Linked DNA regions of Homo sapiens: regions 2, 3 and 4 are each linked to region 1. A link is a contact called in ENCODE Hi-C or POLR2A ChIA-PET data. All regions are on one chromosome and are shown on one strand. Each heading gives the region's core, a stretch centred on a gene start or an enhancer-like site at or near the end of the contact. The rest is flanking DNA. Distances are from core to core; before and after follow the strand shown.

Region 1 (2,660 bases), core at 103-2,602:
ACTTTGTTATAACTTTTCTTTCCTGGTGGGAGGAGCGGTTCAGGCAATACCATTGCCTTCCATGCCCCCATCTTTTACCCTCTTGACTGCACTACTGCACTCGATGCTGTTGGCATGCCCTTCCTGAGCCTTTCGCAGTTTCCACGGAGGGCAAGGCACTCTGTGGCCCAGTGTGCACCCATCACGTCCTCACTGCTGTGGTTGTGCTTCCCCTATAATTTGTTTGACCACTTATCTCTCCTACTGGTCTGTCAGATCCTCGGGGAGAATCCAGGCTCATGGAAGACACTTAATTACTATTTGTTGGATGTACAACTGCGTCATAGGTGGTGAACTGTGCAATTGTGTTCTGTTATTCCCAGTAACACATTTCTCAGAAGAGCAACACAGAAGACCTAATTTCTGTCCATTTAAAATTTTTTTAAAGGGCTTCTGTTAAAAATATGCAGACAAATCTAGCCTTGACACATTTCAAGGGTACTTCTCGAACCTTGCCAAATTGTGCTCCCTCTCATATACCGATAGGAAGCAAATTCTCTTTTAATGAAGAGAGTGTAGAGAAATAGATTTCTGTAACATGTATTCACTTGGTAAGTATTTGATGAGTGCTTACTATGTGACACATGTTGTTCTAGAATGAAGACAGAAACAAGAGAGTAAAGAAAAGACATATTATTTCCAAATTAAGCCACAGAGCTGAGCCATGATTGTGTCTACACATGTAAACTGTGTTTTGTGGAGAATGCAGTTGTACAGCAATTTTGGAAAAAACAATTATGGTTTCATTAAGGTATGATCCCCAAGGAGGGGACAGCTGGAGTCTGAAGGGAGGGTGAGTGTGGAAGCATCAACATAGAACGGTGAACAGTGAGGACTAGAGCTGCCTGAGAAAAGCTTGCTTCTGCAATTTCACCTTGAGCAACCGTCACTCCAAGCCAGGCACAGCACCACTGACATCATGACTTAATTGCAAGTCCCACATCTTAGGATTTAGTATCCATTTCACAGATGAGGAAACTGACTGTCAGAGGCTTCATTAACAACAAAGTTATATGCATGTAACTTTGCTGTGCGCTTGCTACGTCCTGGGCAATGAGGCTTTACAGTCCTTTGCTTCTTAACTCCCCAGAAATAGCCCTTGCCATGTCTCGGCTGTTGCTGCTACTTGACATACATGGGCTTGGAAAGACTGAGTCACTTCTTCAAAGTCACACGCATGAAATGCAGGCTTATATTTAACTTCAGTCAGGAGACAATTCGAGAGAATGTTAACCGTCTTTGGGAGAAAGGCTGCACCCGGTGTGTGAGGAATGAACTCTGCAGAACAGCACTCCAGCTGGGAGGCCCCAGCCAAGAGGAAGTGAAAACGAGGCCCTATCTTTCCTTTCCTAGCCACTATTTGCAAAGAGCAACTGCAGGCTTTTATTCAATGGCAAAAACCACAATTCCTTTTGCACTGACCTAACAAAAACATAGTACTTTTAAAAAGTTGTCTCAGCAACATGGCACATGCATACATATGTAACAAACCTGCACGTTGTGCACATGTACCCTAAAACTTAAAGTATAATAAAAAAAAAAGTTGTCTCTAGCTTGCTGGTAGTTTGCAAAGAAGTGTTAACATTTATTGGCCTGCAAAATTGTTTCACGCTTTTGAGGCACAAAGGAAATGAGAAAAAATTGCTCTCTGTACTGTTTTCCTTCACCACAACCATTTTTATTGGGTGAAGACCTACCAGGAAAGACATATGCTAGTAAGAACAAGAATAAATACAAAGACAACTTTGAAGTGACCGTGGTGCTGGTCACCCTACAATCCTTGGCCCTTGGTCTCCGATCAGATCTCCTTTCACTCTGTAACCATCTGAATTGATTCGCAGCTTTATTTGTAAAGGAAAAGAACTTGAACTTGATTTTTTAACATGCCAAAAAGGATGGCTCAGGTACAAAACCAACTTCAGCCGTAGTCCTTGATCCTGCGAAACCAAGGTTCACCAAACATTTTAGAATAGTGATCAAATGGTCTTCCTATCTTTTGACAGAAAGGAGAATAATTTTGTGACACGTTACTAGATGCAAAAAATTCAGTATCACCGCTTGGTAGACACACAAAGCATTTAGAATCAGGGTTGTCTAAGAGAAGCTTCGGTGATGATGGAAAAATTCTACCCCTGTGGCTACTGAGTACTTGGAAAGTGACTGATGATGGAGGAATGAAATTTAAAATTGTATTTAATTTTATTTACTCTAAACTTAATTGGCTACGTGTGCCTAGTGGCTACTGCATTGAACAACAAAGACTTAGATTATACTCGGATTGTGTTGGACTGAGGGAGATGTCTAACATGCTAGGATCAATTTCATCACTGTCCTAACTCAACCACCTTCAGCTCCTGACATAATGGCACAGAAGGGACCAGAACCCTGTCTGACAGCTGGCTTATCACGTGTGGGTGGAGCTACCTTTGCGATCATGGATTACAAACCCAGACCACTGACAGACTGAGTGGCTAAGCTCCTGCGCTTGCCCTCTCTGACTCCCTAATGCTGTAAAAACTAATCAGCAAGCATGCTCAAGCAGCTTAAGCTGGTTAATTGTCTTATTCTTAAAAATATACAGTATTGAGAGCACATGCCAGAATGCAGAAATACATCTCTAG
Region 2 (2,660 bases), core at 82-2,581, 1.0 Mb before region 1:
TTGGTGGTAGATTTTCCACTGAATCTTCTTGTAATACAGTTCTCTAAGTGCTTCCCTGTACCCACAGTTCTAAATGATCTTCAGTGGAGCGTATTTGTCTGTGTGTGTGCGTGGGTGCCTTAATACTTCTGGAAGCATCCTCTTAACCCACTGTTTTCATTTATACACATATCACCTGTTTCATGGCTAGGACTTGGTAGGATTAGACATACATGGGCCAAAGGTAACTTCAGTCAGACCCTGTTTAATTATAAAATGGCAGAGTAAAATAGATCTAATATGTCAAGGGACACACCTTAAAGCTTATCCAGCCTGAAGAACATTAATGGTAAGTAGAAACAAGCGAACAAAGAAAACCTTTTGAAGTGGCAACAGAGGGGAGGGGTGGGTGCTGGCTCCTACTGAGTTGAGGACAGAGCCATTCCTCTCACTGATGTGCTTCTTCCCTGGAGGTGAGTGTGGGGTGCATGTGGGTGTGCGTGGGGTGGATCCCATGCTGGTGCCAGGACTGCCAAAGTGTGCGTTGGTGGGAAAGAGAAGGAAGGGAGAGCAGGATCCAGTGTCCATTGTGCTGATTTTTTGTGGACACAGAAATGAGAAGGCAGAGAAGATGTCCAAGTCTTCTGTAGGAGAGCTCACCCTCTCCTGGGTAGTTAAGGTCAACCACACTGCATCCGGATCCTGCCAGGAACTTGGAACGCCCAGAGGGCTGGCAGCGACGCAGTGCTGGACATTCCCACCCCACCCGGGCTGCTGCGCTGGGGGCAGCCGGATCCACAGAGATGCAGAAGATGTTGTGGGAAGAGACCATGGGAGAGCCACAGAAGCAGAAGCGCCTCCCTCCCCACTCCCTGCACACCCACCCCCTAAGCTGGGAGCGCCCAACATGCAGCCAGAAAAAAAAAAATCGTTGAAGGCCGGTTCACATCTACTGCCTAGAGAGCAAATCCTCACTGATGTCAATTTCACGTATATGGAAGTGAATATATTCACTTCCTAGGCTGCTGAAACGAAGTGCCACAAACTGCCTGGCTGAAAATAACAGGAATTTGTGTCTCACCATTCTGGAGGCTGGAATTCTACGATCAAGGTGATGTCAAGGCCAGACTGTCTCTGAGGCTCGGGGTAGAAGCTGTCCTGCCTCTTCCCGGTTTCCGGTGGGGCCAGCGGTGCTCGCGGATGCTCCTGCAGGCTTGTACATGCGTCGTCACAACCTCCGCCTTCAGCCACACCCCGTGTTCTTCTTGTGTGTCTCGGTCTTCACGTGGCGTGCCTCTTTTTTATAAGGACAGTGGTTTTATTGGATGCGGGGCCCACCCCATTCCAATGTGACCTCGTTCTAATTAATTACATCTGCAAGGACCTTATTTCCAAATAAGGTGACATTCTGAGGTCCTGGGGGTTAGGACTTCAACATCATTTTTGGAGAAAACCATTCGACCTTTGACAATGCCCAAGTAAAACGGTTTCATTTTTAGCGAGTGGACGTTCGAGTTCTCTATTTGAGGCATTTTTCTCAAGGATTTCTAACAATAGCTCACGTTATAGGTTGCGTTTATTTTTCACCATAATGATTTTTAAAATGTCAAAGCCTTGGCCCAACGACATGGGTGAGTTTGTTTTTATTGTTAGAAAGGATTCTATGCTGCTTTCAAATGTCTGCAGGTTTATTTTTAGCTGGACAGGAAGTGCATCTTACGCTTATGTTGGTTTGTAGGCTGCCCCCTTTTTTGGAGGAATGTTATTGTTAGAAAACCACGTTCAGTTTGGAGATGAGTTTGGATTGAGCACCACGCAAATCTAAGTTATAATTATACTACTCTCCGCTATAGATTTTCCAAAATAATCTTTCTGTTCATCAGAATTTGAAACCTTTCAAATAATGGTTCCGTTTGTTATTCACAATTTCACAGCCCAGCAGCTGCCTTTTATTTGTCTTTAAATGAAAGGTCAAGAGGTTTTGATGTAACCTGGGGTTGAATTGAAGGTAGCATGTCCATGTAGTGAGATGTAAAGTGAAAAATAAAAAAAAAAAAACATAAAAATGCTATGTCGTGACCACAAGATACCAGAATCATTCTTATTTGTTATGACTAAACATCCAGTTATTTCAAAGGGAGGGAAATAGTTCAATCCAGAGCTTACCTAAATTTTTCATTGTTTCAGCAAAGGGGCTTGTGATTTGGGGGAAGTTTAGTTCTTAAGTAGAGGACCTTTCCATCAGACAAGCTGCTTGTATTTGTTGCTGGTGCCACGGATAAGCTAGTATTTCAGAAGAGAGCAAGGTAATCCCATCCTAATGCCGTAATGAGGGTCACAGTGAGGTACGGGAAACGGTGGGACTTTCCACCTAAAAATATCTGCCAGCAGTTATATTGTCAGTTGGCTGTGATCTCCACCTCCAGCAGTGAACCTTCGGGGAGGAGGTTCTTTGACCTTCCTTGGTGTGATTGCCTGGGGAAAGTGATCATTTCATGGAATCGTGTCTGTTTCTCCATCCTCTTCTTTGAGGGACTTCTGAATGAATAAGGTATCACTCTCACACCCCAAACCAACACTTTAACCCTCTGTTGAAATACTATTTAAAGGATGGTTGCATGAGGATGGATTCTATTTTTGCCTGTGACCAAACACAATGAGTCTTAAAAAATAGCCTAGAT
Region 3 (2,660 bases), core at 114-2,613, 710 kb before region 1:
ACTTCAAAACAATGAGCCAGTTAAGGTCTGTTTCTACTTTTGTTGTTCGAGTTGCTCATGCATTTGTTTTTCAGGGTTTTAAAAAATTTTTTTATTATTTTTTAAAATTTTTATGGGTACATAATATGTGTATGTATGTCTAGGGTACATGGGATGTTTTAATACAGGCATGCACTGTAAAATAAGCACATCACGGAGAATGGGGTATCCATCCCCTCAAGTATTTATCCTTTGAGTTACAAACAATTCCATTGCATTTTTTATTTTAACATATACAATTAAATTATTATTGACTATAGTCACCCCATTGTGCTATCAAATGGTAGGTCTTATTCATTCTTTCTATTTATTTTGTACCCATTGCTCATTTCTTTGGACTAAACTTCTTCTGCTTATAATCATTATTAATGTCTAGAAAGAATAATAGGCCTGAAAGCAAAAAATGCCAGAATTTCATGGGGTTATTTTTGTCCTATGGTAGATATGGGAAATTCAGTCCATAATTTTATATGAATATATGTTCATAAAGGCATAAGAATTATGTTAGCTAATTGCTGAGAATTGTGGAGAAATGGAGATTATTGGGCTTTTGAGACAGAACAAGGCTGCAGAGTACTTAGATTTCATTTAAGTTCAAAGATACACAGGAAGTGCTTGGTTGGTGCCGTCTCTGAGTGCAGCTGATGTTCAATGGATTTGGCCTGGGGGGAGGATGTCTAGGGAATCGGTTGGAATCCAGCTCTGGTATCAGACAGACTTGGTATTCCTGGTTCTGCTGCTTAGCAGCCATGTGACCACGAAAATGCTGCAGGACCCCTGAGCCTCCTTATCCACTTCTGTGAAGGTGGATTAATCATGTTCTTTCCTCATGAGATGGTACTGAGACTTGTATTGGACAAAGTAAGTGACATGTCATCCCAGCACTGAGTACAGGGTTACCATCCAACAAATGGCTGCACTTCTAAGTAGCAAAAGGGCCACAGTGTGAGTTTCCCTCTCATGGGCAAGCAGGACCAGAGCAGAGACCTCCAGGCTGGAGTGGAGGAGCAGGTGGAGGAGAGATGCTGGATGAGGAGGCCAGCACTGCTGTGAGAGTGGCAGCAGGTGTGCAGGGCTACGACCTGGTGTGAGCCCCCATGCTGCTTCTCTCTCCTGGGTTTCGCTGCTCACAACTTTCTCTCTTTTTTAAAGCACCAGTCACGGGATGGCTCTTGAGGCACTCATTCCCATATAACTCTCATTTTCATGTTCTCATTGTGACGGCTCCTGTGCCCTGTGTTTACAGGAAGCCTGAGTTAATAAATGCCTAGCTTCACCTGCCACAGGTCCAAGTGCTCGCTCTGCATTGGTTCTGCACAGAGGACACATGCAAGCTGAACAAGCCTAACTGATAGACCGAGGTTATCAGCCGGAAAGCCCTGGGTGTGTGGGTGAGGCAGCCCTCATGACCATCCTGAGGAAGCCGAGGGGCCCTTTGACCAGGAAGCCATGAGGCTGAACGGAGAATGCATCAGACACAGCAAGCAGGGCTCCAATTACTAGGTAGAGGGCACGAGGAGCCCAAGGTCACTCTTTACCCAATTACAATTTAAGCTTTTTTTCTCCAAATGTGATCATTATTCTTCCCTGATTGGATGTCATGCAACTGTGAATAATTTTATCATTTATAAATCAGAAATAATAGCATATAATGTCAAAACTGCTCTTTATAATGTGGGGAAGGAAAACAATAAATTTGTTTATCCTTTAACAGCCTCAAAGTGGATCAGAATGCAAGGCCCTTGATGCATAGAACAGTTTTGTCATTAGAAAGTGGATGGAAAGAATTTTGATGAAAGTTCTGAAGTCTTGCAATGCAAACGAAATGGGCAAGTTGGCAAAACTCTATTCTTACAGATGTTGATTAGTCTTTAAAAAAATGCAGGAAGCCAAAAAATGAAACCTCAGGTGTTTGAAAGAATCATTTTAGTGCTTGCAAAGATGGCCCCTTCACCTGCCGCTTACTGAGGACAAGTGAAAGCACAGACAATTTGTTTTTCTAATTGGTGGTTGCGCCACAGAATCAAAAGCTCACGCAATAAAAATAAAGCTATCCTGTTGATGCTTTCTTAGGGTGGGTTCCATTATTTCTTTTCTGGCTGTTAGTATTTCCCCATTGATTTAGTCCATGGTTGAGGGTGTTACTTAGAAACTGAAATATTGCAGAAGAGGTTTTGTAAGCAATATAATCATATGATCCATTATCCAGGCACCATGCCAGACTTTTAATCTCACAATAGCATCAGGGATGTAATTTTTAATATTATGTATGCCTGGGATTCTGTTAAAAATATAACATCGAGAACAATTTGGAGCGAACTGTGGTTTGATGTTTTGTCCTCACGAGTAAGATTCATTTTTTTTGAAAATGGGGGAAAAGTGTGAGTTTTGGATTAAATCACCCAAAAAGCCTGATTAAAAAATTTTCTTTAAATGATTAGGCAGATGGTTGGTTCCCATTGCATCAACAAACAAGGAAACCAAGCTGAAAGAAGAGGCACAAGTTGTTTCATCTGAGACTAAAAAAAAAGCTAGACAGGAGGCAACAGATGATGTGAGTGATACTGATGAGTCAAAAGGCGCAGTCAGCGGCAGAGTGTGCGCTTCGTCCCGGAGACAAG
Region 4 (2,660 bases), core at 93-2,592, 520 kb before region 1:
TATCTTGCACATGTACCCTTGAACTTAAAATAATTTGGAAATAAAGTCACAAAAATAAAAACATAAAAATTGGGCTGTTCATTTTCTTATTGTTGAGTTTTAAGAGTTCTTTATATATTTTGGATAACACTCCTTTATCACTTACGTTATTTGCAAATATTTTTTCCATGTCTGTGGCTTACCTTTTCTCATTGTCTTGGCAGTGTCTGACCACAGACTGAAGTTTTTAATTTTAATGAAGTCCAGCTTATTTCTTTCATGGATTGTATCTTTGGTGTTGTATCTAAAAATAATTGCCAAACCTAAGGCCGTTTGGATTTTCTCTGATGTTTATCTTCAAGGAGTCTTATAGTTTTGCATTTTACATTTAGGTCTATGATCCATTATGAGTTAATTTTTGTAAAACTTGTATGTGTTAAGATTCTTTCTTTTTTCCCTTTCTCTCCTTCCTTCCTTTCTTTCTTTTTCTTTCTTTCTTTTCTATCCTTCCTTCCTTCCTTCCCTCCCTCCCTCCCTCCCTCCTTCCTTCCTTCTTTCTGTTTTTTTCTCTCTTTTTTGGTCATTTCTCTTTCCTTTTTTTTTTTTTTTTGGCATGTGGATGTCCAGTTGTTTCAACACCCTTTGTTGGAAAGTCTGTCTTCACTCCAATATATTACCTTTGTCCCATTGTCAAAGATCAGTTGACTGTGTTTACGTGGGTCTGTTTCAGGGCTATCTGTTCTGCTTTATTCTGATCTATTTTTCTATTACTTTGCCAGTGCCACAACATCTTGATCATAGTAGCTTTACAGGAACTCATGAGGTTTGGGTATTTTTAGTTCTGCAATTTTGTTCTTCAATATTATGCTATTTGGAGTTTATTGATCGTTTTAAAAATTTTATAACATTTGGAGATATGGCTTTTCCACTCTATCTCTTTTTATGTGACAAATTGTGATATTATATATACAAATTTCTTGAAAATCTTTGCATGTAAGTCTTCTCTGAATCTCTTTAACTCCGGTCTCATTGACTTAAAATCTCTTGATTTTGCTTTATTTTTCCTACTGGGGTGACTATGTGCACAATGCTGTTTTTAAACAAATTTTTATAAGTTTTTAATGCCACATTTAGATCACCTGTAAGAGCCACAGTTTTTGGTTTAAAGACTTCTTTATATAGTGGGGGAAGATGAATTTCCCAGAGTTACGAGGTGTGGTTTTTGGCATGTTGAGTGAAAAACAAAACAACAGTAAAAAGGAATTTCTAAGAACATTCTCCTACCTATGAGTAATCCAATTTTATTTCCTGCTTGGCCTGTCTAAAGGGAATTGATCCTCCTGGGAATACCCCCGAGTTTCGCTACACCCTAAGGGGATTGCGCAGTTTGTGAGAAGGAGGAGCTGAAAGGAGGAGACGAGCTTGGGTGTTATGGAAGAACTCAATGGGTTTGTGACAGAGGCTCACTTTCCCCTTTTCCTGCCTTCCCTGTGAAGCTTAGGGGGCCCAGGAATGTGACTGGGCAAATCAGCTAGGCTAGAAAATATCATTACTAGCGGTTAAACACATGCTTTTCTAGATTAGAGTTTTTTAGAGTACTGCAACTATTGTTATAAGAAAGAAAATGTTACATTGTCCATTTTGATATTGATATTTACTTTTAAAGCAGTGTTTCTAATCTTTTTTTTTTAACCCTTTGGGAACCTCCTGGCTATTATGATTGAGTCCCTAGAAAAATACAGTTACACACAGTTTTGCTTACAATTTTGAGGGATTCAGGCAATCTCTGTACCTCCAAATGAGAACCCATGCTTCAAAATCCTACTCGATAACTTACATTTTGAAAGGCATGTCTTATATACTGTATAATTGCTGCTAAGTCTTGTTTCACAGATGTGTACTCTGTTAACCATGACAGTTTGGTTTCAATGCTATATAAATCCAGAGTCAGCAAACTATGGCCTAGGGCCTAATGCGACGCACCACGGGAGACTGCGTAGCCTGCAAAACTGAAACTGAAAACATTTACTTTTTGGATGTTTTTAGAAAAAGCTGACTGACCCCAGCTATAAAAATGAAATCTGAGAAAATGGATGTTGTGGCTTTATATTTTATGCATTCCAATAATGAGCTATATTTGAGAGATTCTCCAAATCACATGACCTTGACATTTCTGCAGGAGGATGCTCAATGCTGCTTTTCCTGTTTTTTTTTTTTCTGAATTTGAAGTCTCCAACTGAAGATAATGAGTGCTCCCTCCCCATATTATGCAGAGAAATACAAAACTCAGGCATGCAGCACTTGCAAAAAGATAAGTAAATTGTTGTTATGGTCCCCACCTCAAAGAGCTTGTCTAAGAAAACACTCAACATGTATTTTGTGGGATAGAAACTTATTTATGTGATTTTGTAAAGTGAAACTCGCTGGGCACTTCTCTGCTCCCACGTGTGAGTGAGATCTTAGGCCTGTGAGAATCCCAGGGAGAGATCTGGGGGTTTGTGAGAAGCGCAGCATCACTGTGGTTGCTGGCCAGTCGCTTGCTGAGCTCAGTGGACTGCAGGCCTGCTCAGTGCTTGTGAGAAGCGCAGCATCACTGTGGTTGCTGGCCAGTCGCTTGCTGAACTCAGTGGACTGCAGGCCTGCTCAGTGCTCCTGCTGAACTGAGGCCTGAGACTGGTCTC

Evidence for each region. A loop is a pair of places that touch in the nucleus more often than their neighbours do. ChIA-PET counts read pairs that join two places held with the same protein, here RNA polymerase II (POLR2A). Pooled maps may share reads with other maps.
Region 2: a map of heart right ventricle shows a loop between it and region 1 (3-fold over the local background). The contact joins the promoter of LINC03082 here to the enhancer-like site in region 1. A Hi-C loop is called at or near these places in 7 of 168 maps with a recorded cell type or tissue (PC-3, PC-9, Right ventricle myocardium inferior and 4 more), 10 of 37 single-sample maps with no recorded cell type and 10 of 50 pooled maps.
Region 3: a map with no recorded cell type shows a loop between it and region 1 (12-fold over the local background). The contact joins two enhancer-like sites. A Hi-C loop is called at or near these places in 4 of 37 single-sample maps with no recorded cell type and 2 of 50 pooled maps.
Region 4: a loop to region 1 is called in a map with no recorded cell type, with 12 times the contacts of the local background. The contact joins two enhancer-like sites. A Hi-C loop is called at or near these places in 1 of 168 maps with a recorded cell type or tissue (A673), 2 of 37 single-sample maps with no recorded cell type and 2 of 50 pooled maps. POLR2A ChIA-PET finds 5 or more read pairs at or near these places in 1 of 52 experiments (A673).

Annotation. Positions count from the first base shown.
Region 1 is chr13:109,130,448-109,133,107 of GRCh38, reverse strand. All of the region lies in intron 31 of MYO16 (myosin XVI), which reads right to left. Among named protein-coding and RNA genes, the nearest start is that of MYO16-AS2, 30 kb to the right of the region's middle. Within about 2 kb of position 1,352, at least 2 of the 41 ENCODE cell types and tissues checked have a DNase peak (open chromatin) inside an H3K27ac peak, as active enhancers do; they include A673, where a contact is called at or near this core.
Region 2 is chr13:110,127,807-110,130,466 of GRCh38, reverse strand. LINC03082 (long intergenic non-protein coding RNA 3082) reads left to right here and starts at 1,331. Exons shown (of 3, transcript NR_187462.1): 1 at 1,331-1,610.
Region 3 is chr13:109,835,499-109,838,158 of GRCh38, reverse strand. No RefSeq gene overlaps it. Among named protein-coding and RNA genes, the nearest start is that of IRS2, 50 kb to the right of the region's middle. Within about 2 kb of position 1,363, at least 3 of the 41 ENCODE cell types and tissues checked have a DNase peak (open chromatin) inside an H3K27ac peak, as active enhancers do.
Region 4 is chr13:109,645,918-109,648,577 of GRCh38, reverse strand. No RefSeq gene overlaps it. Among named protein-coding and RNA genes, the nearest start is that of LINC00676, 81 kb to the left of the region's middle. Within about 2 kb of position 1,342, at least 2 of the 41 ENCODE cell types and tissues checked have a DNase peak (open chromatin) inside an H3K27ac peak, as active enhancers do; they include A673, where a contact is called at or near this core.